Linked DNA regions of Mus musculus: regions 2, 3, 4, 5, 6 and 7 are each linked to region 1. Evidence: chromatin loops called from intact Hi-C (ENCODE). Cell type or tissue: heart. All regions are shown on one strand. Region 1 holds the start of Eif2b5 (eukaryotic translation initiation factor 2B, subunit 5 epsilon). Region 2 overlaps Eef1akmt4-ece2 (Eef1akmt4-Ece2 readthrough). Region 3 has its middle 20 kb from the start of Gm22741. Region 4 holds the start of Abcc5 (ATP-binding cassette, sub-family C (CFTR/MRP), member 5). Region 5 has its middle 12 kb from the start of Ephb3. Region 6 holds the start of Camk2n2 (calcium/calmodulin-dependent protein kinase II inhibitor 2). Region 7 overlaps Yeats2 (YEATS domain containing 2).

Evidence for each region. Peaks named below come from ENCODE experiments on the same cell type or tissue, not always from the same donor. Only the 100,000 strongest peaks of a DNase experiment are listed, where the experiment ranks them.
Region 2: a loop joins it to region 1, with 6 times the contacts of the local background. A loop is called at or near these places in 30 of 42 quality-filtered maps.
Region 3: a loop joins it to region 1, with 9 times the contacts of the local background. A loop is called at or near these places in 11 of 42 quality-filtered maps.
Region 4: it touches region 1 in a loop (2.1-fold over the local background); 3 of 42 quality-filtered maps call a loop at or near these places.
Region 5: it touches region 1 in a loop (5-fold over the local background); 4 of 42 quality-filtered maps call a loop at or near these places.
Region 6: it touches region 1 in a loop (2.3-fold over the local background); 9 of 42 quality-filtered maps call a loop at or near these places.
Region 7: a loop joins it to region 1, with 2.3 times the contacts of the local background. A loop is called at or near these places in 12 of 42 quality-filtered maps.

What each region holds. Positions count from the first base shown.
Region 1 is chr16:20,495,146-20,499,145 of GRCm38, forward strand. It overlaps Eif2b5 (eukaryotic translation initiation factor 2B, subunit 5 epsilon), which reads left to right and starts at 3,672. Exons shown (of 16, transcript NM_172265.2): 1 at 3,672-3,951. The coding sequence starts at 3,769. In heart, CTCF peaks have their summits at 1,648 (motif pointing right) and 3,739; DNase peaks (open chromatin) are centred at 1,656, 2,246, 3,006 and 3,646; H3K4me3 peaks cover 2,073 bases; H3K27ac peaks cover 1,562 bases.
Region 2 is chr16:20,640,072-20,644,071 of GRCm38, forward strand. Eef1akmt4-ece2 (Eef1akmt4-Ece2 readthrough) reads left to right here. Exons shown (of 20, transcript NM_177941.1): 12 at 544-654; 13 at 2,204-2,302; 14 at 2,402-2,479; 15 at 3,275-3,378; 16 at 3,552-3,662; 17 at 3,782-3,849; 18 at 3,997-4,000. It overlaps Ece2 (endothelin converting enzyme 2), which reads left to right. Exons shown (of 19, transcript NM_139293.2): 11 at 544-654; 12 at 2,204-2,302; 13 at 2,402-2,479; 14 at 3,275-3,378; 15 at 3,552-3,662; 16 at 3,782-3,849; 17 at 3,997-4,000. Among named protein-coding and RNA genes, the nearest start is that of Psmd2, 9.6 kb to the right of the region's middle. In heart, a CTCF peak has its summit at 2,333 (motif pointing left); a DNase peak (open chromatin) is centred at 2,320.
Region 3 is chr16:20,763,226-20,767,225 of GRCm38, forward strand. No RefSeq gene overlaps it. Among named protein-coding and RNA genes, the nearest start is that of Gm22741, 20 kb to the left of the region's middle. In heart, a CTCF peak has its summit at 2,136 (motif pointing left); no DNase peak of the experiment used is centred here.
Region 4 is chr16:20,423,797-20,427,796 of GRCm38, forward strand. It overlaps Abcc5 (ATP-binding cassette, sub-family C (CFTR/MRP), member 5), which reads right to left and starts at 2,598. Exons shown (of 30, transcript NM_013790.2): 1 at 2,452-2,598. In heart, CTCF peaks have their summits at 2,208 (motif pointing left) and 2,417; DNase peaks (open chromatin) are centred at 585, 1,655, 2,215 and 2,615; H3K4me3 peaks cover 3,028 bases; H3K27ac peaks cover 1,978 bases.
Region 5 is chr16:21,190,844-21,194,843 of GRCm38, forward strand. No RefSeq gene overlaps it. Among named protein-coding and RNA genes, the nearest start is that of Ephb3, 12 kb to the right of the region's middle. In heart, a CTCF peak has its summit at 1,944 (motif pointing left); no DNase peak of the experiment used is centred here.
Region 6 is chr16:20,620,548-20,624,547 of GRCm38, forward strand. All of the region lies in intron 2 of Eef1akmt4-ece2 (Eef1akmt4-Ece2 readthrough), which reads left to right. Camk2n2 (calcium/calmodulin-dependent protein kinase II inhibitor 2) reads right to left here and starts at 731. Exons shown (of 2, transcript NM_028420.2): 1 at 479-731. The coding sequence starts at 647. In heart, no CTCF peak of the experiment used is centred here; DNase peaks (open chromatin) are centred at 834, 934, 1,294 and 1,914; H3K4me3 peaks cover 2,482 bases; H3K27ac peaks cover 1,987 bases; H3K27me3 peaks cover 2,849 bases.
Region 7 is chr16:20,211,814-20,215,813 of GRCm38, forward strand. Yeats2 (YEATS domain containing 2) reads left to right here. Exons shown (of 31, transcript NM_001145930.1): 22 at 1,454-1,582; 23 at 2,578-2,679. Among named protein-coding and RNA genes, the nearest start is that of Gm41431, 23 kb to the right of the region's middle. In heart, a CTCF peak has its summit at 1,978 (motif pointing right); no DNase peak of the experiment used is centred here.

The DNA.
Region 1 (4,000 bases):
TACCAGCAAGAATGGACTCAAACAGAAGCTCAAGGACAATTTAATTAGAGTTTAAAAGAAAAACCCCAGGGCAGGCAGGCTGTAAACCCATTAGCTGCTTGCTGGTGGGAGGTGGGGGTGAGGAGAAAAAACATTAGAGCCTGCATGCAAGTCAGAGCCATGGTGAACAGACAGCCAAATGGGTGGGTGTGAGGGAGGCAGAAACAGCAGCAGCCCAGAGTACCAAAGAAAGTATCCTTAGTTGTTTTTGACCAGTATCTGAAAAAGAAAGTAAAAAGGACCTTCCTGAGTCCTAACTCAGACCCAATGAACTTCATGGCTGTTTACTTGTATGGACTGAACTGGAGCTAAGAATCGGGGGAAGAAGCTGAGCGTGGTGGCGCACGCCTTTAATCCCAGCACTCGGGAGGCAGAGGCAGGCGGATTTCTGAGTTTGAGGCCACCCTCCCTGGTCTACAGAGTGAGTTCCAAGACAGCCAGGGCTACACAGAGAAACCCTGTCTTGAAAAACCAAAAAAAAAAAAAAAAAAAAAAAAAAAAAAAAAAAAGAATCAGAGGAAGAAAAAACACAGCATCTCATCAAGGGGAAATTATTTTACTCTTTAGTGCGGCTTAAAGAGAGCCCAGACTTCCTAGGGGTGGTTCCTTGCCAAGTTCCTGACCTGGAATGTGAGGCCTCCATCCAGGATAGAGATTCTGTCCTCTTGACCTAAAGAACCTTTTACTTCTCAGATCTGTGTTGTTAGTGTAGCCTCATTGTTACCTGCTGGCTTCCACGGTGGCTTTACTTAGGACAATCTCTGGCTATATTAAGGGTTTTTTTTTTTTTTCTGTCACCAACATTTCCCAGTAAGCATCACTGTGTTGCTTTCCTGTGACCTACATATTGTGCAGGCATTGGGAAGGGCTGGTCATTTCTACTAATTATGTGTGTAGGAAGGAGTTCCCAGACCAAATTACTGATGCCTAGTGGCCACCTATATGGAGACCAAAACACTTCAGTGTACCAAGGACTCAGGATTTCCTCAGTCCAGGACTCAGGATGTTCAAAGATAAAACTGGGACAGTACTGAACAAGCAAGGGCAGTCTACATCCTTTCCTTTCCTTCGAAGAACACACCTTCCTTGGGGCAGTTGGGTAATCAGCTAGCCAGGAACAACTTCACACTATACCAGTAACTTCTGACCGCTGTGGGCTGGAGACCTTGGGCTGGCTCACAGGATCATCATTTCTTTCTCTGGGCAATGCTGTCTCAGAAACCTTGTGTTCTAATCTCTTCAAGAAACTCAACTTGTCTTTGAGTCTGAATCTCAGAATAGGAAAAAAGACTCCTTTACTACAGGGCCTCTGACCTCCATATACATTACAGATGTTTCCTACCCCACAGTCCAGAAAACCTCCACGTAAAAAAATGACTTCATAGGCTGGGCATGATGATCCACGTCTTTAGTCCCAGCACTCGAGAGGCAGAGTCGGGTGGGTCTCTACAAGTTGGAGGCCAGCCTGGTATATACAGTGAGCAGTACCAGGGCAGGCAGGGACATGTAGTGAGACCTTATGGCAAAAAGAAAAGAAGACTTCATTTGTCATAAAGTCTATGACATAGACTCTGGGAATTGGTGAAGGCTCACTACATCACACTGATCTGTAGAGGGCAGTGTTACCCAATTTCTCAAGCCACTGAACTCCACATTCAGCATTTCCGGGATCCCGTGTTTGAGCAAGAGTCTGTGTGCATGAGAAGTTCCCACAAGTGCACATTTTTCTTCTTCATGTAGATCTGTAGCGCAAACAGTCCCCCAGAAGGTATATTTATACTTAATTTTATTTTGGTCGTGTTTGCCTACTTGTTTGATCAGTTGTCACGAGGCATTGCTACAGCTCTCACTTGAGATTCCCCCTGTCTCAATCGGTTTTGGAAGCATACGCTCTTAGGTGACCTGTCCGACTTCGATTTAATTGAAATTTTTTACTAAGCTTTTCCCTCTCTGTACTAACGTTTTCAGAAGCAAACGTTGTCCTCATAGCACCCTCATTAACTGGGCGAAGGAAGAAATGACAGGTTTCTGGGTTCCACAAGGAAGCTAACGAGTAGCGATACACTAGAAACATAGGCTCACCACTCCACCGGAGAACATCTGCGGGGAGGTGGGTGGAAGCAACAGAGGGAGTTGCCGAAACTTGCGGGCTGTGGGATTAGCAGAGGTTCTGTTGCTGATTGGGCAGATTACTTACTGGAATTTTTGGCTTGACAGAATTACGCCCAGCCTGCGTGCCATTGCTTCCTCCGCCTTAAGCTTGATTTATAAACTGCGGCCACGGCTTCTTTTACCAAAACCTGCTGCTCCACTTCAGTCTAGCCTGAAAAGCTTGCTACTACGCCCCAGTCCTACCCAGTTTACTCCTGCTCTTAGATCCAGCCTCATCTGGGATAACGCTTGTGGAACTGAAAGACCCACAACGTGAGGACTCCCCCACGTTCTGACTCAGGAGAGGCGACACCCCAAAATCACCAACGAGAAACGGTCTTGCTGCAAATTGCAAGAGGATTTTTATTCAAGAGCGCTCTCGGGCCCACGGTCATACACCACGCAGGGGTAGAGGACTGTGGCGCCCCGAGTAGCTGGATAAGGGGGTATTTAAAGGAAGGAACCACAACTCAAGGAGGTGGGAAGGGCGTTGTTGGAAAATACCAAAAATACCAGTTAAGAGTCACAAGGAAGTACAGAGTCACAGGTGTCACAAGGAATACCTGGTAATTGTTAACTCTCAAGACAGTTTCTAAGAGCCCCTAACGATAGCACATTTGCATTGCAGGTTCCAGCAATGGTCAGAGTGGGTCAGGGTGACTTTCTTTGAATTAACACTCTTTGAACCCAGGAAGCCGGTGGGTGGAGGAATGTCGCTATCTGTTTTATGATTAGCATACCTTGGAGCACTGAGTTTACTACTCTTTCAGAACCATGGGAGTCAGATGAGCTCCAGCAGCAGTTTTTCCACTCACTAGTTGGGCGTGCTCCCTTGGTTCCGATTTGAGGGTTTAAGAAATGCCTGTCGCTCTAGGTCGTATTTCTGGCAAGGGGGGAGGGAGCACCCATAATAGGTGTGTGTTCAGTAAAAATCTACAGCCTGCCTCCATGTCCAGTATTTGTGCAGATCGTGGTTTCCCTCCCAAAGATGCCAGATCCCCTTAGATTACTAGACTGCAAGTGGGGAGCTTCATTTTATATTTAGATTTATGTGGATGAGTGTTTTCCACAGGCATCCAGTGCCCGGTCGAAAGTGTGTCGGACACCCTGGAATTGCAATTGTGAATAGTTGCTTGCTACCACGTGAGCGCCAGGCGCAGAACGTGGATCCTCTGCAAGAGCAGTAAGTGCTCTTAACTGTTGAGTGATCTCTCCAATCCCTGAGAACTACAAATTTTATCCTACTCTGGGCAGAGGAGCTGTAGGCTCCTGCCCAGCGATCACAAGCCTATCCAGCTCGCTGCCTTCTTAGCTTGTCCAATCCAACAGCACTCACTGACTAAGTAGACAACGGTGGGATCTCACCCCTCTGGGGTGCATACACCTCCCAGTAGCACCTACTGCGGTCAGCCACGCCCTGGTCTTGCACGGGGTGGGTGGGGTCTGCTGGTACACACATGCGCATTCCTTCCTCTTTCTCTCCCTGCAACTACACCTTCGCGTTTTGACTGTGAGTCCTTTTTGTCCCCTACTGCGTGCCGTGTGACTTCCCGGCGGACGTGCTGGCTGCGAAGCAAGATGGCAGCCACTGCGGCGGTGCCTGGCGCTGCGGCCGGCCGAGCGAGCAAACGCGGCGGCGGCGGCTCGGGCGGCGGGGGAACCCAAGGTGCGGAGGAGGAGCCGCCGCCGCCCCTCCAGGCAGTTCTAGTGGCCGATAGCTTCAACCGCCGCTTCTTCCCCATCTCCAAGGACCAGCCTCGGGTGAGCACCCGGCTCGCGAGCAGTCTGCCGGCCTCGAGGGTAGCGGGGC
Region 2 (4,000 bases), 140 kb after region 1:
GGACTGAATCAGAAGGAAGGTAATGGAGGAAGCTGGGGTGATCCTGGGGTTTCAGGTAGAGTGAACTGATTGCATAGAAGTCTGAACTGTAGAACTGAGCAAAGAAACATTTAATCTTGGACCAGCAAGATGGCTCAGAACATCCAAGGCGCTTGACACCAAGCCTGATGACCCAAGTTCAAGCCTCAAGTCCCACGTGGCTGCTCCTTTAGGTTGACTTCCAAGTGCCCCCTCCCCAATAAGTATTCATCATCATATCATCATCATCATCATGGAAACTTCTGAAGTCAAGGAGGGCTATTAGGGCAATAACAGGAGTGGGAACAGAGAATGGAGTGGGTAGCTCACCTATCTCTCTATTGAAGCTGTGCTTCTGGGTCCAGTGCAGTTTGAGATATTGCCTTACATATCTCTGGAGTCTGAAGCCGAAATGGCTCCTAAAACCCAAGTCAAGCTGTTGTCCAGCTCTGTGGGACAGGAAGAGAGGCCTTCGGACTAGAGGTCCTTGCTATCTCTGGGACCCCGCTCCTTCTTCCTTTTCAGTCCTGCACTCCGAGGTGGCAGACCTGCATCTCCAATACAGATGATGCCCTTGGCTTTGCTCTGGGTTCACTCTTTGTGAAAGCCACATTTGACCGACAAAGCAAGGAAATCGTGAGTCTTCATGTTTCTAAAACTACCCTTTGATTTGTTTAAAAACCTGCTGGTCATTTATGTGTATGCATAGGAAAATTGGGAAGGGATTTCACTAAGCAGCACATTGGGGGGTGGGACTATGAGGTGTGGGGTTCCTTGCATTTTTCTGTAATTTACAAAGTCTTATACTAGGTTTATGTTACCTATGTAATTATCAAAACTTTCCAGGTGTGGTGGCATGTGTCTTTAGTCCCAGCACTTGGGAGGCAGAGGCAGGCAAATCCCTGTGAGTTCGAGGCCGGCCTGGTCTACAAAGCAAGTCTAGGACAGCCAGGGCTACATAGGGAAACCCTACCTCGAAAAACAAACAAGCAAACAGAAATAAAAGCAAGGGGGCTGGAGAGATGGCTCAGCAGTTAAGAGCACTGACTGCTCTTCCGAAGGTCCTGAGTTCAAATCCCAGCAACCACATGGTGGCTCACAACCATCTGTAATGAGATCTGACTCCCTCTTCTGGTCTAAAGACAGCTACAGTGTACTTACATATAATAATAAATAAATCCTTAAAAAAATAAAAAATAAAAGCAAACCAAACCAAAAATAATACTTAAGAGATAATAATAGGTGATAATAATATTAAATATTAGATATTTATGGGAGACCTGAGATGTCCAATTATGCAGTAAAGGAAAAATAAATAATAGGATGGATTATGATACCACATTTAAGTTGAAGATAAATTAGTTATTTATTTAAAAAAAATTAACAGTCTCACATTTTTTAGATGGTTCAGTTGGCCTGGAATTTACTATGAATTCCAGGCTAGAACTTGCCTCAGCCTTCTGATACCTAGAATTTATTTTTTAGATTAAACAACTATGTCTGGCTTTAATTTTTTGATTAAAAGAGAGACTGGTAATGCCAGTATTGCATCTGGAGCCCTTTAACATGCCTGACAAGTTTGTTACCCCCAAGCAAGAAACCCAACCCTGAGATGAGGTTGGCCTGGTACTTGCTGTTGTAGACCATGTTGGCCTCAAAGTTGTGATGCCCCTTCTTCTGCCCCTGCCTCTCATACCTGGCCTACTGAAACATTTTAAAGCAGAACGAAAGCAGATTGCAAAACTATATACACATTGCATAACACAGTTCCATATTCTGTCTGAATTTCTGGGGTAGGAAAAACACTAGAAATAGTCAGACTGTTAAAAGAAGATAGCTGTGTGATGAGATTATCAGTGATAAGTTTTCCTCAGTTTTCAACTGTACAAAATCTGTTCATTTGTCTCCTATCTAACCAGATAAAGAACAATGTAGATAATGAAAGTATATTAATTCACCCAACTGCCAATTTAAATGTTTACTTAGTTACTTGGAAAAATGCCACCCACAATGACAATAATGTCCCCTGTGGTGGTCCCACCCTCCCTGCTGGGCAGCCTTTCTTCAGGACTCTTCATAATCCATGACATCCTGGATAGACCAGGATGGAACCCAAGGGCCAGTGGAGGGCAAAGAGGCAGTCAGTGCAGGGGAAGCTGACTTGTGACCCTCCCCTCTCCCGCAGGCCGAGGGGATGATCAATGAAATCCGCTCTGCTTTTGAGGAGACCCTGGGAGACTTGGTTTGGATGGATGAGAAGACCCGGCTGGCAGCCAAGGAGAAAGTAAGCCATGGCTGTGTCGGGGGCGCCATCTTGAGGCGGCGACAGCCCATTGAGTTTTGCTGGGATCTAGGAGGGAAATCCTTACCTTGGTCTCTGTAGGCAGATGCCATCTATGATATGATTGGTTTCCCTGATTTCATCCTGGAGCCCAAAGAGCTGGATGATGTTTATGATGGGGTGAGTACCTCTGCTCACATACTAACCTTCAGATCCTGCGGCTCTGGCATTGTACCCGGCCTCAGCAGTAGAAGTTCAGGCACTGAGGACAGAAGGCAGATACAAGTAATTAAGTTGTCTAAGTATAATCTCTGTGCCAGGTATGGGCCAGTTGACAATAAAATATAGCATTAATGAAGGTTGGAATTTGGAGTGCTTCCTGAGTTGACCATGTTCCTACTTCTGTGTAAGATTGGACAGGACATATAACTTGGGCCTCAGTTTCATCTGTAAAATGGGACTTTAGTAATACTCACCTTGCTGGGCTGTAATGGTGCAAGCCCTTAATCCCAGCACTTGGGAAGTAGAGGCAGATGGATCTTCAATTTTATGGCCAACCTGGTCTACAGAGGAAGTTCCAGGGCAGCGAGAATACACAAAAACAAAGCAAACAAATAAAAGGGACTCAGCTTACAGGGTTGTAAGAACAAAAGAATGTAAGTTTAAAAAAAAAAAAAAACGTTGAATGTGGTGGCTCATGATTTTAATCCCAGCACTCAGGAAGCAGAACTCTTAGTTCAAGGTCTTGTCTACATAGTAAGCTCCAGGCTAGCCAGGGATGCAGAGTGAGACTGTCTCAAAACAAAACAAAAGCAACAACAAAACAGCCCTTGAAACTTAAGTACCTTTAAAATACTGTCAATTAGCTGTCGACAGCCATCTTACAGTAGAGGAGACAGAGGCTTGCTTCGAAAGCTCCTGCTGGGATTCTCCAACACGTTCTCACTTGCTTTCTCCCTTCCACTATTCCCATAGTATGAAGTCTCTGAAGATTCTTTTTTCCAAAACATGTTGAATCTGTACAACTTCTCAGCTAAGGTGATGGCTGACCAGCTCCGCAAACCTCCCAGCCGAGACCAGTGAGAATGAGCGGGCAGACGTGGGGCAGCCAGAGAGGTAGACCAGGGCTTTGGGGGATGGAAACGAGGAGTGGTTCAAGGCCCTTGAAGGAGACAGGCAGGGCAGGCCTTGGCTGTCAGGCTGGGAAGCATAAGGAGAGTGAGGCCCGTCAGCCTCGTTCTTCCTCCCTCAGGTGGAGCATGACACCTCAGACCGTGAACGCTTACTACCTTCCAACCAAGAATGAAATCGTCTTCCCTGCTGGCATCTTGCAGGCCCCCTTCTATGCTCACAACCATCCAAAGTGTGTCTGAGGCAGGAGGGTCTGGGTTCTGGGGTCATGTGGGTGAACTGGGAGAAGACCTGGAGGGGAATCAGGAAATGTCCCTGCTGTGACCTTATTCAGCATTCCTCCTCTACCAGGGCCTTGAACTTTGGTGGCATCGGCGTAGTGATGGGCCATGAGTTGACACATGCCTTTGATGACCAAGGTAGGGGCCCATTCTAGAATTCCCAGTGACTACTACAGTGATATGGGGTGTTGGGGGCAAGTCTTAGGGATCCTGGTGTCTTTGGGCTAGGGTTGTTTGGGGTATTTGTTCCCCCGTGGGTGGGTTGCAAAGATGAGTTCTTCTCAGGGCG
Region 3 (4,000 bases), 270 kb after region 1:
TTTAATGTGTTAGATTTCTATAATATTGCATATGGTCAAACTGAGCTGTATAAAGAGAGAAAAACCTCTCAGGTGACTTTGAATGGCTAATGTGGTTAAGACAGCTTTCCTCTTTCTTTGGTCCCCTGGTAGCTAGTCTCAATTCTGTGATACTTGCCTCTAATCGTGAGGCTAGCTATGCAGGCAATGTATTCAATCTTGACCTCTATTCCAGCCACAATCTTCTTGTTAAAAAAAACAAACAAACAAACACGGAGGGGAGATAAAAAAGGTAGGAGGCACAGAGGTCTCTTTGCTCACAGATAAACACTACAGGAATCTGGAACGTTAAACACACCAGATTGTTCCTTTCAGGGAAGGAATACAATACCTGTTTTCCACCCAGAAGGATGGGAGTGGATGTGCTTTCTAGTCTGGTGACCTTTGTACTGTGTGGTTAGAGACATTTCCGGTACCAGATCCTTCCCAGACCCTTATCATAAGTTTGTTTTTTCTAGTCAATCTACAAGACCAATCTTTTTTTTTTTTTTTTTTTAAGATTTATTTATTTATTATATGTAAGTACACTGTAGCTGTCCTCAGACACTCCAGAAGAGGGAGTCAGATCTTGTTACAGATGGTTGTGAGCCACCATGTGGTTGCTGGGATTTGAACTCTGGACCTTCGGAAGAGCAGTCGGGTGCTCTTACCCACTGAGCCATCTCACCAGCCCCAAGACCAATCTTTATGGACTTTACCAATAGCTTCGCTGTAGTCACGTCTGATCTGTGTTTGGCTTACTTTGTCCCTCAAGGAGATTTAAGCATGCTTTGTGGTACATGCGGGGCTGTGTCAATTATCATACATTTAGTTTTCACTAAATTTTGCTGTGCTTAAATATGTCTAAAATAACCTCCTTGGAGTTAGACTTCTGAAGTTTGATCTAGCACTGGCTACTGAGCTGAGCTGAAGTGTATTCCTTCCTTCTGTGGCTTTCCTCTCTCTCTGCAGCCTGTTAAGGTTGCAGAGACCCCTGAACGATGCCCTGGAGCTGGAGTTACAGGTGAACTGCATAGCAGGTACCGGGAACTGAGCATCTCAGATCCTCTGGAAAAACAGCAAGCACTCAGGTGTTTTTCCACATCTCCAGTGTCTTTCTGTCTGTTTACATGTCGTCTGTCTGAGATAGAGTTTCACCATGCAGCCCTGGCTGGCCTGGAATTGACTGTTTAGACTAGGCTGGTCAGGAGCTCAAAGAGATCTGTCTACCTTTGACTCTCTAGTGGTGGAACTAAAGGACCACACCAACATACTTGGCATAATTTTGAAAGATTCATTTTGTTTATAGTTATTTGTGTGCCTGTGTATCTGTGTGTGGGTAAGTCCATGTGAATGCCTGTGCCTGAGGCGCCCAGAGGTGCTGGATCCTCTGTAGCTGGAGTTACTGGCGGTTGCATGCCCAGCTAATGTGAGTGCTGGGAATTACAACTTGGGTCCTCTGCAGTAAGTGCTCTTAGCTGCTGCACCATCTGCAACCTCTCAAACTGAACACTTTCAAGTTACTAGCCATTTGTATTTTTCCTTTTGGGAACTCTGTTTAGTTTTGTAGCTCATTTTTAGACTGGGTTGTTTTCTTTCTGTTTAGCTTCTTGAATTCTTTCTAGATCCCAATGCTCCAACAGGTACTTCTCCCATTCTGTAAGGTGCCTTTCCACTCAAGTGACCATTGCTTTTCTCGTACAAAAGCTCTGTAACTTAATGATACCCCATGTGCTGACTATGCAATCAGACTCCTTTTCAGAACACCCCCCTATACCTGTGTTATAAAGTTATTCCTACTTTTTCCTCCAGTAGTTTCAGGTGTGTGTTGGGGTACCTGTTCCTCTGGAAAAGGATGAGACATAAATCCAATTTTATTTTTCTACATATCCAGTTTTCCCAGCATCATTTGTTGGTGATGCTGTCTTTCTCCAATGTGTCTTTTGGCATCTTTGTCAAAAACCAGGTGTCTGTATTTGTGTGGCCTTGTATTCGACTTCTCTATTTTATTCTGCTGATCTGTGTGTATTTTATACCAGCACCATGCTGTTGTTAATACTGCTCTGTAGTATTCCAAGTTTAGGGTCTCAAACCAGGAGCTCTAGGGCTGCTGCCCCCTGGTGGCGGCTTCACTAGCAACGAACAATCAACACACTTCCATAGGCCAGCCTCATTTTTCCCTGTGGCACAGGCACACAGCGCCCACTCAAAGACACTAGAACCTCATTGGCCTCAATACAGATAGAGATCTCAGCCCACATCGCAGCTCTTCCGTGCTGGACAGCTCCGACTGCACTGTCTCCAGGTTGGCCCAGGCTGTCCCATCCTCTTTGGCCAGTGACTGCACCCAGAATCCTTGCTCAGGCTGTCAGAGCGGCTGCGCACAAAGTACTTAGCGGTGGTGCTATCTTTGGCTACCAGGTTGCAGGACCTGCACAGTGGGACCCTAGGACGTCAGGATGTTGGCACCGTTGAAGAGCACCCGAGTTGGACAGGCAAAGGTGCAGGATTGCTGTCTGACCCAAGGAGGGCAGGGAGGCAGATGCGGGGTATAGGAGCATGTGGAGCATCAAGTGGTGCAGGTCCTGTGAGCTGCAGTGCATACAGAAAGTCAGGGAAGAGGACAGGACTCCAGAGACACGAGTGGACACACTGGGACCATAGCAGCGTTGAGTTAGGGTGAGGAGGACGTACTCATATGTGTCTATGTTCATCAGAAAAGCTGATCTGTTATCTCTCTGTGTCTCTGTCTCTCTGTCACCAGCTTTGTGAAAGGAGTTTGATAATGCTAATGTTATTACTTTTTTATGTTGTGGAATAGAGAAGCATTGGTTTTAGCCTTTTTGTTTGTTTGTTTTGAGACAGGGTTTCTCTGTGTAGCCCAGGATGTCTTGAAATTCACTTTGTAGACCAGGCTGGCCTTGAACTCATAGAGATCTGCCTGTCTCTGCCTCCTGAAGACTGGGAATAAAGGCCTATGCTACCACTGCCCAGAGGTTTTAGCTTTTATTTGAAGGTCTAGTAAAATTCATTAGTGAATTCATCTGGATATATATATATATATATATATATATATATATATATATATATATATATATATATATATATATATATTGGGTATGGGAGGTTTTTAATTGCTACATCAATACCACTGGCCTTTTTTTTTTTTTTACCTGCAAAGATTTTATTTTTAATTATGTGTATATGTGTGTATACATGGTGAGTGCAGGTGCTCTCTGAAGCCAGAAGAGGGCATTGGATCCCCTTGAGCTGGAATTATGTGAGCTGTGAGTACTGGAAACTGAACTTGGGGTTCTCTCCAAGAGCAGTATGCACTGTTAACCATCGAGAATCTCTCCATTCCCTCAACATGACTCAGAACTCTGTAAATTATTTTTATCATCTTGGTTTAGTTTTGGTAGGTCTTATGTAGCTCTTTTTTTTTTTTTTTTTTAGATTTTAGGTTTTCCAATTTAGTGGAAGACCTAATGGTTTTCTTTACAAATTTTAATACTTACTTATATTATCAGGGTTCTCTAGAGGAACAGAACTTATAGAATGAACATATGTATATACATATATACACACATACATATATGTTGGAACATTTGTATATATGTATATTTTGTTTCTTTTCTCTCTCTCTCTCTCTCTCTCTCTCTCTCTCTCTCTCTCTCTCTCTCTCTCTCTCTCTCTCTCTCTCTCAACAGGTTTTCTTTTTGTAACCCCGGCTATCCTGGGACTCACTCTGCAGATCAGGCTAGTCTTGTATTTGCAAAGTTTCCCTTGCCTTTGCAGAGATTGAAGGCACTTGCCACCACTGCCCAGGTGTTGAGCATTTCCTTAAGTGCTCTCAGCCATTTACATTCTTCTTTTAGAATTCTAAATCTGTACCCCATTTTTAAATTGGGTGATTTGTTTTCTTCATGTTTATTTTTAAGTTCTTGATATATTTTGGGTATTAGTCCTCTATTGATGCGTC
Region 4 (4,000 bases), 71 kb before region 1:
CAGCCTGGTCTACAAAGTGAGTTCCAGGACAGCCAGGGCTATACAGAGAAACCCTGTCTCGAAAACCAAAAAAGGGCTGGAGAGATGGCTCAGTGGTTAAGAGCACCAACTGCTCTTCCGAAGATCCTGAGTTCAAATCCCAGCAACCACATGGTGGCTCACAACCATCCGTAATGAGCTCTGACGCCCTCCTCTGGTGTGTCTTAAGACAGCTACAGTGTACTTAGATATAATAAATAAATCTTAAAAAAAAAATTAAGACCCTCAAATCTCCAATGAGGGCTGGACTGGCCATTTTGCTTATCAGAATTCTGGTTCAAGCACTGGAAGTTGATACAGATAAGTTGTTTATTTAAGACAGAAAGAAAGAAAGAAAGTAAGAAAGAAAGAAAGAAAGAAAGAAAGAAAGAAAGAAAGGAAGAAAGAAAGAGCACCTAGCCCAATGACTGTGTACACTATAAACAAAACCAAAACCAGCTTACTAAGCAAAAACAACGCTTGTGGCTCTGGCTCTTCCGAAAGCCAAGCTATAAACAGATCTGGCATCTGCCATTGTCATCTGGAAGAGGAAGATTACTCGCTACTTTAAAAATAGGCAAGAGGGGGCTGGGGAAGCTTAAAAGGGAGGAGCCCAAGGGACCCCATTCACAACACCAAACACATCAAGAACAACAGGGAAAGTTATCGAAGAACTGTACGAGGCAATGTTTTTTCTCAGTTGTGTGTGTTCAATCATATATTATGAAGCGGAACCGGTAAAGTGTACACACAGACTGTGGTAGCAAAGACAGTTTTGACAGAAACAACTGTTTTCCTAATGGTGAGATAAGATAGGACTTCAGTGGCCTATTCTAACTTCCCTAACCTTCCAGACAAAGCGAGTTTCTATAAGAATGGGGTATGGGGAATCGTTGTCCCCATGATCTTCACCAATGTCATAGCTTCACTTTCAATAAATAAATAAATAAAGGTGCAGCACCTTAAAGTATGCAAACACCTGAGTAGCCATAAAGTTACTGTTTCTTCACACTGAACACAAGGAGACCACCATCTTCTGTGTGTCTGGGATATGACAAGAAGAACACACAGAAGCCGGTAGAGTAGGGCTAAGGTGAATATGGATATGAAGCAATCAACTAAGAAAGGATTACTACACCAGGACCCTCTCCAGCCCAAAGAGCAATTCATACTTCCCATTTTCTAGACAACTCCCTTGCAGCTAATGTAAAGTCTTTTTATAAAACTAATGCTAACTTAGGCTCAGTGATAAAAGCATGTAGGCCAGAGGTTCTTTCCAGTCCCCAGCCCTGCCAAATCCAAAGGAAAGGGTGTGTGTATCAGGACTAGGAAAACCTGGCATATTTTGGTTTAAGCCAGCACTATAAAGGGAGAAAGAAGAATAAACAAAGTGGGGACTCTCACATTAGTACCCCGACTCAAAACTGACAGGGTTGGGGGCCACCTGGTTTTGCTCTAAAATTCTCTTTCCAGTGAAGAGGGGTGGATGTGACGATTCTGCAGGGGGGAGGGGCATTGTGTAGGCCTGGAGAACTGTAACTAACCAGGTTGGTGTTTCCAAGTTCTGTTATCGCAACATCTCTCAGGTTTTAGGCGCCTCAGGAAGCTCCTTCAGGCCCTGCAGCTACTGGAAGCTACTGGAAGCTACAAGGAAGCTGAACCACTTATCACGCCCCCCCCACCTCTCCCCCAGGGCCCACCTGTGCCTCCAAGCTCCCTCACCTGTCACTTACTCCAGAGACCCCAGTAAAACCCATCCATTTCTCCCTTCGGAACTCAAGACTTCCCCGGTCATTCCTGTGCCCACCTGCATCGAGACTCCCACATCTGTACGAAAACACCAAATCCAGGTGTTATAAACACAAAGCCACTAGCTCCTTTGCGTGTCAGCACCGAAAAGGACACTGGTGACAGAAGATCTAGGCTCCCATCTCTACCTCGGCTTCGCTGTGTGTGCTGATGCCACGTACCTCCACATACCAGTAGCAAAACAAACAAACAAAAAACAAAACAAAACATAGATAATGACTTACGTAGTAAGTGGCTGACAGCCTCCAGTCCCGGAGGGAGGTTGGGGCTTCTCTCTGGACAGCTCCGCCACCCGGCCCTAGGGCGTTCCCATGCCAGCCCCGGGCCTGCGAGCACAGGCTCCACGACCCACCCACAGCGAACGCAGCTCCCCCTGGTGGCCGCGCGGAGAGTGGAGCCGGCCGTGACCACCCATCAAACCTCCCCTCCTGCCTTCTAACATCTAGACCTCCGCACAGCCCGCGAGGTCGCCAACAAGCCGGGGACCGCGCGAGATCGGAACGAGACAGGCCCCGTTTCTCCCGTCCGAGGCTTCCCACCGCCCACCCCGCCTTGGAGAGCCCAAAGAAGTGAGCCCGTGACAGCCTCCGACACTGCATGAAAAAGGCGTGAACCGTCACCTACCTGCACCCCAGCCTCCCCACACGAGAGCAAACAGCCCGGGCACGCTCGCGAACATCGGACCCTGAGCAAAACAAGCCTTTATAGCGGCATAGTCCCCCACAACGCGCAAGCGCGATGCACAAAGCTTGCGCAAGACCGAAGGGAATCGTAGTCCCTCATCCGGCAGCCCCCAGCGCCGCACACCGCAAAAGACTACGTTTCCCAGAAGCACCGCTGGTGCCCGGGATGGGGTGCAGGCTGCTCACAGTACCCGCGCGCATCTCGTGCTGCCCCATCCTTCCCCGGTTTCTGATGCCCAGTCTGGAACCTTCTCTGCCTTAGTCACGGGGGCTGGGCAGGCGGGTCGGGGTAGCCGGTGGCGCTGTATTCTCTGACAGCCAGAGGTTCAAAGTCAGGAACTTCCAAATCTATGCGGCGGTTCCACGTGCCAGAAAACATCGTGAAGGTCATCATAGCCTGCTTCTGTCCAGCCCCAACTCTTAGCTGTGGTGTCACTTAATGGGTGCATGAGTCCTCCACGTTCTGCATGAATGGTACCTTTGGATCTTTTCTCTTACCCATCTATCTCAGCTTCTTGACTTCTAAGTAGTGAAATGCCAGAATCGCAATTTCCAAAGTGACAAGGGATGTCAAAATGATATACTAACTAATCAATCTATTTTTATAAATAAATGTAAAGCTCCCGAGGCATTAGTCGTTTTATTTTTTCTATTTTATCTATTTTAGTATCATAATATAAAGACTACTCTATTGCATGCCTCCCAACCTTTAAACTACCCGGGGCTTGTTTATGGTTACCCATTTAAGGGATTTAAAAAGAAAGTAAACTGGATTGTCCATCATACAACTACCTAGTTAGCTACTGTGAACACTAATGTCATAAAGCTGGACTTATTGACAGGATGTATATTTGACACACAGAAAGCTCAGGAAGATAGGCAGTGTTCAGAGCTGGGCTTTCAGGAAGTTGGATCATGAAGACTCTGAGTTAATGAACGGTTTAATATTGACTGATTGTTCCATGTCACTATTAGAAGCTAGTAGAATATGAGGACTTGGAGGCTTGTTAAAGGAAGTTGGTCCCTGGAAGTATACCTTTGAGAGATGTGTGTTACCCCTTCCTGTCATGATGTTCAGCCTTGTGCCGAGCACACACTAACAAAACCAGTTCACCATGGATAAAAACCTGAGCCAAAATAAGTATTTTCTCCTTTAAGTTCATGTTTTCTCCGGTATTTGTCATATTGTCATAATAACAAAAAGCTGATTATGTTTCACTATTTTAAAATTAAGATATATATTGTTGGGGTCAAGGAGTCGCCAGACAAACCACCAAACACTGATCTCAGGCAGACAGGGATAGTTTATGGAGCGTATGTCCTGGGACTGACTGATCAGGGTCAAAGACCAGACTCAGGAGCTGACTGCAACCTCGAGCCAGAATCTACAGAGCTTTTTAAGTCTGAAATCCACAAACATCTGTGTCAAGTTCTTCCACCAATCAGGATTTAGGGATAAGGACTTCCTCTGGAGCAGGTCTTTGTTGTAC
Region 5 (4,000 bases), 700 kb after region 1:
GGGGCATACATGTTCCATGACATGTGTGGAGGTCAGAGGGCAAACTGCTGGGGCAGTTTTCTTCTATCATGTGGCTCCTGGGTACTGAACTCAAGCCATCCATGTTGATATCAGCAGCTGCTAAGCAACCTTGTTGGCAGCTTGCTTTATTTTTGACACACAGGTCTCCTCCATAGATGGCTTGCTTGCTGGGTAGGGGTGGGTCTCAGTGTGAGGCTCCCCTAGAGCTTACCCTCTGCAGACATCTTTGCCCACCATTGAGCACCTCAGTGCTCTAGTGTCTGTTGGGTCTAGGTTCAGCTAACAGAGCTGTTTGGAGACCCTAAGAGAGGGCAGTCCAGACAGCAAAGCTCTTGTGAATGCAGATGGAGAAAGAGAGAAAAAAAAAAAGAAAAAAGAAAATGGAGCTGCTCTCTGCTGGATCCTCATGCCATTTAACCTTTTTATTTTTACATTTTATCACCTTTATTTGAGGGTTGTTTTGTTTTGAGCCAGGATCGGCTGGATGGCCTGGAACTCACCTTAGACTTGTTGTGACCCTCCTGTCTCTGCCTTTCAGGTGTTGAGATTGCAGGTCTGGGTTATCACACCTGGCTTATTTTGGGCCTTTTTTTCCCCCATATCTGCTCAATGGCAAGTTTCTTCAGGGCAGAATCGGAATTCCAGCTCCTCTGCCTACTACTATTTGAGCCTAGACAACGCACTTTCCACCTGTGAGGCTTATTGTCCTCCCTTAAGAAGCTGGGACAATAATTAGCCCACAGTGCAGTGGTGAGCAGTCACAGGGCCGTCTCCAGAGCCATGCTCATTCTTCTCGCCTCTGACCCTCTAACAAAAGCTCCCGGACTCCAGTCTCAGCACCGAGTAAATCTGCTAATGTGCCAGTGGGTATAGACGAATGCATGTAGCCCTCGGGGGAGCATGTGGTTAACACGTGTGCATTTTAATGGGGGTTCTTTTACAGCGGTTCTAATGCTCCGTGGATTGTCTGGGGCCGTGAGGGTTGTTCTCTCAAGTTGTAAACTCGCTGCTACTGGTTCCGCCTTCTTCTGAGTCTGCTCTACAAGGAGTTGGGGGTGTGGTGCATGCGCAGGGTATGCACGCACTGTTTATTTGGAAAAGCTTGATTACGTTTGGAATCACCTAGGAGACACATTTTGAGATTTGTGAGGGTGTTTCTAGAGAGGTTTAAGTGAGGAGGAAACACACTGGTTGTGGGTAGCACCATCAAATGGACAATGGTCCCAGACCAAATAAAAAGGGGAAAGAGGGGCTGGAGAGAGATGGCTCAGTGGTTAAGAGCACTGACTGCTCTTCCAGAGGCCCTGAGTTCAATTCCCAGCAACCACATGGTGGCTCACAACCATCTGTAATGGGATCTGATACCCTCTTCTGGTGTGTCTGAAGACAGCTGTAGTGTACTCATATACATAAAATAAATAATTGGGTTTTTTTTAAAAGGGGCAGGGGAAGCTGAGCATCTTTCTCTGCTTCCTGACTGCAGATGTGATGTGAACAGGTGTCTCACACTTCCTCAGCTGTGTCTTTGCTGCCATCACGGACTGCACTACTCAAACAGAGCCAAAATAAGAGTTTCCTCTGTGGGTCACATCTACGAAAGAAAATAATACAGTATATATTGTTCACTCGATGTGTGCATGTAGTTTATATGGTGCACACATGTGCATAAGTGTGGTATGTGCACAAATGTACAGGAACAGGAAAGAGCAAGCCTCCTGGGCTGCCTCTCTGAATTCTCAACCCCCCTTTCAACTTCCCGTGGACAGTACCCATGCCCTGACCTTTGTGTGTTAACAGTAGCTTACAGCTTTATGCTCACTGAAGGTGGAGCTCGCTCTGCAAGGACTGAGAGAAGAAGAAAAAAAGCAGTGAGGCTAAGAGCAGCAGGAACAGTTTCCTTGCAGCAGTGTTCTAGTGCCCTCTAGTGAATTTTCTCTGAATTTCTCATGGCTTCTAGTGGCTTTGAATCCAAACAGTTCTACCCACCAGCGGTTAGTCCTTCCTCTCCTGGCAACTAGTGGGACTCAATAGACCCGAGCCTGCAAGAAGCTATGTGGAGGGCTGATGTGGGGGAAGCAGACTTGTCATTCTCTTGGCAGAAGAAATGCTTCAACCTCATCTCTGTAGAAAGAAAAGGAAGAAATAAATATTTACATGGTCAGATATTTTTAGAAGCGGTTTGTTGAAAAAAAATGCAGTAAAATATGAAAGAAAAGGGTGGGAGCTGGGGGATGGCTCACACTGCTCATGCAGGAGATCAAAGTACAGTTCTGACCACTCTTGTTGGGCAGCTACAACTGACTCTTTAGGGCTCTATAGGCACCTGAACGCATCATGTGTACCCCCATGAAAACCTCAGCAGGGACGGGAGTGTAGAGCCCAGCCTAGCACCCCACACCCAGGAAAGTTGCCATGCCCATGGAGCCAGAGGCCAGAGTTCCTGTGAGTGAAGACAGTCTTCAGTGATTTGCATGAGATTTCTAAATGGAATATGACTAAGGTTATGGACACCTAGCTTAATTTGGAAGTGTGTTATTCTTGAGACCCCTGGATCACAATTCCCTCACTTTTATCCCTCAACAGCTGAGTGACCATGAATGTCATCTACCTGTTGGTCCTGTGAGTGGGCAGAGGCAGGAGATACATGAGGTGAAGGGGAGGAGGAGGGGGGGGCATCCTCAGCTCTGCTCCTACCAGGTAATACCAAGAAAAAACAGGGCTGTCTTTGTGAATGTGTAAATGTGCACCAGCTCACCCCAGACATGCCATGCAGACCTGGAACCAACCTCCTAAGTCCTGCTGCTGCTGTCAGGGTTTATTATGGAAAGAGGCAAGATCACACTTTCTTCTAGGGAGCAAAGTAAGGGTCATGGCCACTGTTGAGGTGGGTACTATGGGAACCCCCATTACAGAGAAGGAAACTCTTTTTTTTTTTTTTAATTTATTTATTATATATAAGTTCACTGTAGCTGTCTTCAGACACTCCAGAAGAGGGAGTCAGATCTCGTTACGGATGGTTGTGAGCCACCATGTGGTTGCTGGGATTTGAACTCTGGACCTTCGGAAGAACAGTCGGGTGCTCTTACCCACTGAGCCATCTCACCAGCCCGAGAAGGAAACTCTTAAGTGAGCATGCCTAAAGCCCCTGGAAGCCAAGTACAGGACTGGAGTTAGAAAGCAGAACTGTCTCCTGGAATACTCAAGACAAACCACCACCAGCTAAGACAGAAAATACTCCTGACAAGTCACTGTGTTCTTTCTATTGGTCCCCGCACCTTTCCTGTCTCCCCACAGCCACGGCTATGAATCCAGTTTGTTACTGCAGACACGTTTACTGTTACTGCTGCAACCCAGCGTGCTTCTGGACCTTCCACAGATACTATTGCCCAACGGAAATCCTCCGGCAAAGTCCTCTTTTCTCTGAAGTGTTCTCGGCGTAAGTTGACCCACTTGAGGGTTGTCAGTGTTTGCTGTTATCTTCACTTTGTGATGCTTTGGGTACCTGCTCAACTTCTGAGCTAAGCCTCCAGCTCGTTGATGGTTTTTCTGAAGCCGTGACCTGTTTAAGGACCTTCAAGTGGCTGGCAGGACTTCGTTTGCCGATAACGCCGCTACATAGGCAAGCACCCTGGGCCATGCAAGAGCTTCACACAGGTACACATCCAGGAGTTCTCTCTGGGTTTGCAATTTACTCTCATGTCAGCAGCATGTCAATTCTGCTGGTCCACACTCTCTCAATACTGACAGATCACGTAGACAAGCCAAACCCTTTACACTGCTTAATAGCTCCTTGTGGTTACAAAACAAAATAAAACAAAACAAAAACAAACAAACAAACAAAAACGCTGGAGAACGGTGGCACAGGGAATCACGTGTGGGCTCTGTTTTGGGTAATCCCAGGCTCAGCAAGGTCCAGATGGAGGTGACTGTGCTGCTGTTGATAGTGCACCATATCCTGTGTAAAACATGACATAGGGGA
Region 6 (4,000 bases), 130 kb after region 1:
CGAACTGAGCTCAGATGAAACTGTCACCTGGTGTAACCCTTTCCTCTACCTGAATCCCTGTTTTGATAGTGCCTTCCTGAGTCCCCTCCCAATACAAACAATCAAGACGACCGAACCCCTGGCCTCGGTGCCCTCCAGTAACATCCACCTACTCATCTCAGCCCAAGGAATTGGCCCACCACCTTGTGTTCCCAGTGCCAAGCAGCCCCAAATACCCTAAGCGGCCCCTCCCCCTTGACCAGGAGCCGGGGCTCTTTTTCCAGAAGTGGAGAGCTTCGAATCCGGGACACAGTATTCCCGGGAGAGGGAAAGAATGGGACAACTCCACAGCAGGGACCCTCCCCACCCCGGGCGGGTACGCAGCTGGCTGCGCTGGTCTGCGGCAAGAGCAGCTGCCACTTGACGGGGAACGGCAGCCTGGGGACGCCAGGCGAAGGGTTTCTGGGTCAGGCGGCGACTCCGGGCCCGGGCCGCGTACCTCTCTTGGCTCGGCCGATCTGGCCCAGCTTGGGGGGCCGCTTGGCCTGGTTGCCAGCGAAGAAGGAGTTGGTGTCCTGCAGGCGGCAGCTGAAAGAGAGGTCGGAACCTTCGGGGTCTGCGCCGAAGCGGCCCATCTTGTCCTCACCGTAGGGTAGGATCTCGGACATGGCGGGCACCGGGCGGGCTAGGGACTGCGGCGGGGCACGGGCAGAGGCTAGCTGCCGGACCGGCCCTAGCTCAGCAGGGGAGCCGGCGGAAGGATGAAGTCATACAGCATCCGGGACTGCGGAGCCGAGCGGGGCCTCCTCCCCCGCGCCTCCGCCTCCCGGGCCGCTGGGCAGGCGGCGGCGGCAGCGGCGGGGACCGGGCGGGGGCGGGGCGGGGGCGGCGGCGGCGGCGAGAGCGGAATGACGATGAGCGCCCGACTGCGGCAGAGAACGGCGGGCGGGGCGCGGTGGAGGCGGGGCGGGAACCGGCCAGCGGAAAGAGGCGGGGCCCAGCGGTTCGAGGGAGTCCGGTGATCCCTGGAGTGGAACGCGCGGCCGTGGGAGGTTCCCGCGAGGTGGCCGGGAATGGCCGCCACGTGGGCCCGGGGGAACCGCAGCGGCCGGTGCAGGCGACAGCTAGGCGGGAGCGGCTAGCCGAGTGCTTAGGGGAGAAGGGGAGTGACGGCACCCGCGGTTAGGGGAGAGCAACAGAGAACTGAGCGCCAAAAGCTGGGGGCGCGGCGGGGCCCCAGAAGGCGACGGCCAGGCTGGCTGTGAACACAGCCCTGGGCTCTGAAACGCGACCGGGAAAGGGCCAACTACGCGTAGAGAGAGGGGAAGGAACCATCCGACTGGAGCGCGGGAAGAGCTCGGGCCTGGGGGTGGTGCCACCGTGCTTGGCGCGTTCCTGTATCCTGGTTGCGCGTAGGTCTCCATCAGTTGGCCAATTTGTATTCGACTGTCTGAGCATCTGTCAGTCTACCTCTGTGTATCTGATCTTGGTCTCTGTGTGCTAGTTTTGAATTTCTGTATCTGTCTGCATACCTGGTCCCTGTATGAGTACCACTGGGTCTGTCCCCCGAGACTGCGTTGCGGCCTTTCAGGGGAAGGATCTTAAACACTGCAACCGCAGCGCGCGCCAGAATAGACTCCCCACAAACCCTAGGACCGCTGTTGGCGCCAAAATCCAGACTCAAAGCGCCAGTCGCTCCACGCGGTTCCCTCAGCCTGGGAGGCTTGCTCTAGCTGGCAGTGTGGGAGAAATGAATGGCAGCGTCGCGGCGGGCGCCCTGGATGCGGATGACGCAGGGAAGCCCGGAGTGCCTGAGCAAGAGGCGCGCGCTAATAAGCATCAGCAGGGACAGGGTGTCCCCCGCCCTTGTTGCTGGGGCCTGGGGTAGAGTTCTCTCCCTCCCCTGAAAAGAACACGCACACTTCCTTTCACCTCTTGCGCCCCCCGCCCCCCCACAAACCCCGCCCCTGCCCTGCTAGCAGTCAGCTGCAGCGTCACCCGCTCTCTGGCGCGAGAGGGCTCTGGCGCAATCACTGGCCTTGGGAGGGAGGGTGTGTCTCACATTCACTCACAGTGACGGGCTGGTAAAGACAATAATGACGCTATTGCTTTTGCCCATGCTCCAAGCAAGACACCTTCCCTTTAGTCCCGCCAAATCACGCTAGTGAGATTGCTGGGTTGCTGATTTTTCTCCCTTCGGGTGTTTAATGCAAAGGTCTCTGCTGTCAGGACTCTGAACAGGGCCTGTGGGATAGGGAAGAGGAGTGATTGAGATTACCTCTGGGGTGTAGCCTAACAGGGGTTCCTTCTAACACTCCTGTACGCCATCTTTTTGGCTGGGAGGAATGGTCCCCAACTGAGCCCTGGGGTGAGAAAGACTGACCCTGACATCTGAAAGGAAGGACAGAATAACTCTGGGTGATCAGATTGTCCAAAACACCTCCTTCCCCTGGAAGTTGCACAGCTATGACTTTCAATCCAGAATCTGCCATTTTCTGAATGACCTTGAATTGAAGGCCCAATAATCGTGTTTTTAAAAATCATTTGTGTTGGTCCTGGTGGAGTTGGCCATTCATCTCTGTGATCAGTCAGGCTGATCTCTGTGAGTCTGAGGCCAGCTGCATCTACACAGTAAGTTCAGGGCTACATAATGAGACCTTGTCCAAAAACAAACAAAAATCATTGCTACTTATATAACTTTAGAAAAATAAAGCCACCAAAATCTTAGCAGTATACTCTTCATCTTCCCAATAAGTGTGTCATGTGATCTCTCTGAGCTGCGATTCTAGTTTAAACAGAGAAAATAGAAGCTATTCATTAAGGCCAGTTTTGTGGGTGAAACAGCCCTGAGCTAAGCTGCATTGTTTCAGAACTGAGCAGCCACTCACCTAAATCGATGAAGAAAGAACCCTGGGATTCTTGCCAAGAATGATAGCATGTGGGAACTGAAGCAAATCTCTCTCTAGCAAGAGAAGAGAGATAAAGTCAATAATTTAATCTGGAATTCATTTTTATTTTATTATTTTTTAAAGACAGGGCCTTACTGTGTAGACCCAACTAGCTTGAAACTTGTCCTATAGCTCAGGTAAGCCTTCCTGCCTTAGCCCCCAATGTTCTGGGGTTGCATGGTTGTGCTTCCACACTCAGTTGGGTAGATTCTTTTTTGTTTTGTTTGTTTTGTTTTGTTTGAGACACGGTCTCATTATGTAGCTTAAGCTGGTCTGAAACTTGTATAAACCAGCTAGCCTTGAGCCTCCTAAGCAATCTAATTTGTGTCTCCCTCTGCAGTGGAGCATAGTTAAGCAAAAAAGACCCAAGTGCAGAACTTTAAAGATATTATAATACTAAATGTGCATAAGTTCCACTTATGTGTGAGAAATTTTCCTTATATTCTTATCTTCTACGCAAAAGTGTGATGTTCTGCATCTCTGCTGAGATAAAGTTTGGAGTATTGTAATAGCACTTTAAATGTTTTTATTGACAGCCTCTCACTTGGGGCATAGTGGCACACTCCTGTAATCCCAGCACCCAGAAGGCTGAAGAAGGATCGGAAGTATGGGCTACATAGTGAGTTCAAGGCCACCCTGGGCTACATTGAAATCCTTTCTCAAAAACAAAACAAAACAAAACAAAAACAAACAAACAACAACAACAACAAAAACAACCAAGGACCAGTGCTGAAGTTCAATGATAAAGCAGCTTGCATAATATGCATAAGGCTCTGGGATGGTTCCCCAGCAGGGAACAGCAAGATCAAACTACCACTGATGATAGAATCCATTTACCAAGGATCACACTGGAGCCGCAGACACAGCAGTGGACTCTGATACACTAGTGTAGTGATTAATGAACTGTTGAATGGCTTGTACAAGTTATACAAGTGAAACTTGTCCTATAGCTCGGTAAGCCCACCTGGCTCAGCCTCCAGTGACTGGGGTTGCATGGTTGTGCTTCCACACTCAGTTGGTTAGATTCTTTTTTGTTTTGTTTTGTATAAGTATGAACACTTAAGTTTCCCAGT
Region 7 (4,000 bases), 280 kb before region 1:
TATATCATTAAATAAGCCAGATATATTTCCAGATGGCTACTTTGTTAAAGCACATTCAGTGTCAGGGTAAGGGAGTGAAGACTACAGCTAAGGAGTTGGTTCTCAGACACCAAGCTTGGCAGCAAGTGCCCTTACTCGGTGGAGTCATGGACTCATTATATGGACCAGGTTGGCCCAAGTCTCCTGCCTCTGCCTTCTGAGTATGGGGATTAAAGCTGTGCACCACCCCACCATGATTGAGACATGCCTTTGGAGGTGCTTCCTTTTTCTCTTCCTTCCATATCCTGGCTCCAAAAAAAAAGAAGAAGAAAAAGCTTTTTCTATAGCATAGGCCCCAATAAGGTTAAGGAAGTCAGGCCTGCATGATATACATTCTCTTATATATAAACACCGAAATAATGAAAAAACAGAGACGTTGTTGAGATAATCAGGGAGGGTCGCAAGCATCAGCAGGACATTGGGTGACACTAAACACTGGTTAGTGTATAATCAGAACCTTTGCCGTTATATGGCTTTTCTTTTCCTTTTTGGTTTTCCGAGACAGTGTTTCTCTGTATAGCCCTGGCTGTCCTGGAACTCACTCTGTAGACCAGGCTGGCCTCGAACTCAGAAATCCACCTGCCTCTGCCTCCCAAGTGCTGGGATTAAAGGTGTGAGCCACCACTGCCCGGCGTTTTATTGCTTTTCAACTGCTTAGCATACAATATTTTCATTAAAAACAGGAATTTGAAAACTACAAACACCAGGTCATTGTCTTACTCCAAAGCCTGTGTCTTGGCAGCAGTTACTGCTTTGCCTTCCTGTTATGCTTTTTGTTGTTTTAGGACAAGGACACTTGAAAAATAAATTAGCCGGGCGGTGGTGGCGCATGCCTTTAATCCCAGCACTTGGGAGGCAGAGACAGGTGGATTTCTGAGTTCGAGGCCAGCCTGGTCTACAAAGTGAGTTCCAGGACAGCCAAGACTATACAGAGAAACCCTGTCTCGAAAAACCAAAAAAAAAAAAAAAGAAAGAAAAAAGAAAAATAAATTATAGCCGGGTGTGGTGGCGCACGCCTTTAATCCCAGCAGTCGGGAGGCAGAGGCAGGCGGATTTCTGAGTTCGAGGCCAACCTGGTCTACAGAGTGAGTTCCAGGACAGCCGGGGCTTCACAGAGAAACCCTGTCTTGAAAAACCAAAAAAAGAAAGGGGGGGAGGGAGGGGGAGAAGAGAAGAGAAGAGAAGAGAAGAGAAGAGAAGAGAAGAGAAGAGAAGAGAAGAGAAGAAAAATAAATTATTATATCAGAGTTTTACTGTAAAATCTCCATTATCCATTGCCTCCTGCATCCAACTTTTTATTTACTAAAGAGTGATTGTTCTGGGCACTGCTTGTGGGAGAAACTGGGAGTGTCAGAGAGGGCAGGAGCTTGAAGGAAATACCTTAACTGTACTTGACATTGTCTTTCCACTTTAGGGTTGCTAAAAGTTCATTCCGCTCAGTCCAGTCCCCAGCAGGCTGTCCTGACAATTCCCAGTCAACTCAAGCCACTAAGCATCAATACCTCTGGTGGCGTGCAGACTGTCTTGATGCCTGTGAATAAAGGTGCGTGCCACCCTGGTACTGACGCAGCTCTGTCTTGGGAACCCTCCTACCGGGTAGGATGTCTCTTGGTTTTGTACAGCTTGTCAGTTAGCCTTTATGTTTCATTTCATGTGCATGAGTGGGTGCATGCAGGCATATGAGTTTAGAGGACAACTTGTGAGTTAAGTTCTCCTTCTAGAGTGTAGGTCCCAGGGATTTAACTCAGGCCGTTGTGATGCATGGTGGTAAGCACCTGTGTCCCCTGAGCACTGTAGCTTGGCTCTGTCTGCCCATTTCTAAAGATGTGTCAAAAAAGAACACCTTGAGCGTTTGTGAGTTGGCTTTATTGCATTTTTATTTTCTTAGTTTACTGGCATGCCCTCATGTCCATAGTGGAGGCTGTAACTCAGTTATTCTGCCACTAGTGGGCAGCACAGCTTAAGATTGTGGTGTACACTTAAAATGGGCTCTTGACAACATGGAGTTGGGTTATTTGTAATAAAAATAATTTCTGTCTCAAGGAAGACAGGGAAGAATGTAAGTGCCATAGGGTGGGAGTAGGGTGAAGCTTTGTTTTCTGGACAGAGCATGGCCATTACACTCAGGAATGCAGTGGCCTTGGTGATCACCTACCCAGGGCTTGCACAGGGCTGGGCCTGTCAGCTCTGTCTTGGATAGGAGATGACCTTAGAAGTCCAGCCCCTCCACAGGGGCACTGTTGGCAGTTGATGGTTACTGAGAGAAAGGGGCGCCATCTTTAGTGGTCTAAACACTGTTGAGTAGATAGCTCCACACCATGGCCCATGTGTGCAGTGCTGGTTAAAAGTCAGTCTAAAAACAAAAAGACAGGGCAGTGGGAGCAGCTTTTGGGAGACAGGGAAGCTGGTAGCATAAGAGAACATGGGGGAATGAGTGTGGCCAGGATATATTATATGCATATATAAAATTGCTGAAGATTAAATTAAGGAAAATACTAATTTCTGTCACTATTATACTCTCATCTTTCTGTGTCTTAGTGGTTCAGTCGTTTTCTACCAGCAAATTACCTACTACTGTCCTGCCCATAAGTGTTCCAAATCAAGCTGCCCCCAGCTCTGCTCCAGTAGCAATTGCCAAAGGTATGTAGGACCTCACAGTATCTTTGTTCCAAAGGTTCAGCTTTGAGTTTCAGCATCTGTCAGCTGTTTGACAAACACATACTACGCACAGTGTCATAGTCTAAAGGAAATTGACATTATGGGGCATCAGGCATCTTTTTTTTTTTTTTTTTTTTTTGGTTTTTCGAGACAGGGTTTCTCTGTGTAGTCCTGGCTGTCCTGGAACTCACTTTGTAGACCAGGCTGGCCTCGAACTCGGAAATCCGCCTGCCTCTGCCTCCTGAGTGCTGGGATTAAAGGCGTGCGCCACCACTGCCCGGCATTATCAGGCATCATTTTTGCCTTCAGTTTATAACCTGGTTCAAGAAAGCTGCATAAATAGCAAACTGTGGTCGGTAAGTACCAGACAAGTAGTCTGAAAAGTGATTACTGGCATAGTGCAGTCCAGGATTTATGTCCAGGGCTCTCAGGGACAGGACTTGTATAAACCAGACTTTTAAAGAGTAGAGAACCCTTGAGCTGTAAGGAGGTCAATGGATATAAACTTGTATGGGCTTGTGTAAACCAGACTTTTGCAAAGTAGAGAACCCTATAGTTGTAGGGAGGTCAAGGGGGCATGCTGGTTTAAGAAAACAATAGAGACAAAACTTTAAGGACTTATTTTGGAGCTTGAGCACTTAGCAATCCATTTAGGCAGCATAGTTGTGAGAAGGGAGTTTTAGTGGGAGCACACTGAGCTAGCAGTATATCCCTGAATGTAAGAATCCCTGATAGTAGAAGGTGGGTACAGTGACAGTCATCTATGACACCTAGCAGTGACGGACTCATATAGTCAAAGCTTCGAGTGTAATAGTCCCCGGTGCCTGCTACTTTGTGGATACAACACTATCAGTAATTCTTGTGTCAGTCAGTCCTTCAGTTAGCTGTCACACCCTGGATTGTGTTGGGAATACACACACCTCCCATGTGCAGGAAACAGTGTGGTTTAAATTTGTACCAGGCTGCTGCTCTTGAGGCATTCTGGAATCCCGTCATCTTGGCAGGTGGATTTATAATTTGTTAAATGCTCATTTAAAGTAGAGTATAGCTGACTGATTCAGGGCCTGGGTTTGTAGGTAAAGCTTCATTGGCATACAATCACTCCCATTTGCCTTCATAGTATTTTTCAGACTCCCAAAAGTTTGGTTCCTGCAGAGACCGTGTGACTCACAACACCTACAGTATTTATGGATAGGGAACGTTTGTTTGCCCCTGAGCAAAATTTGCTGTGACAGCATTAATGCTGCTCCACACCAGACTAGTGTGTTTAATTTTGGACCAGGACAGAGCATCTTTTATTTTG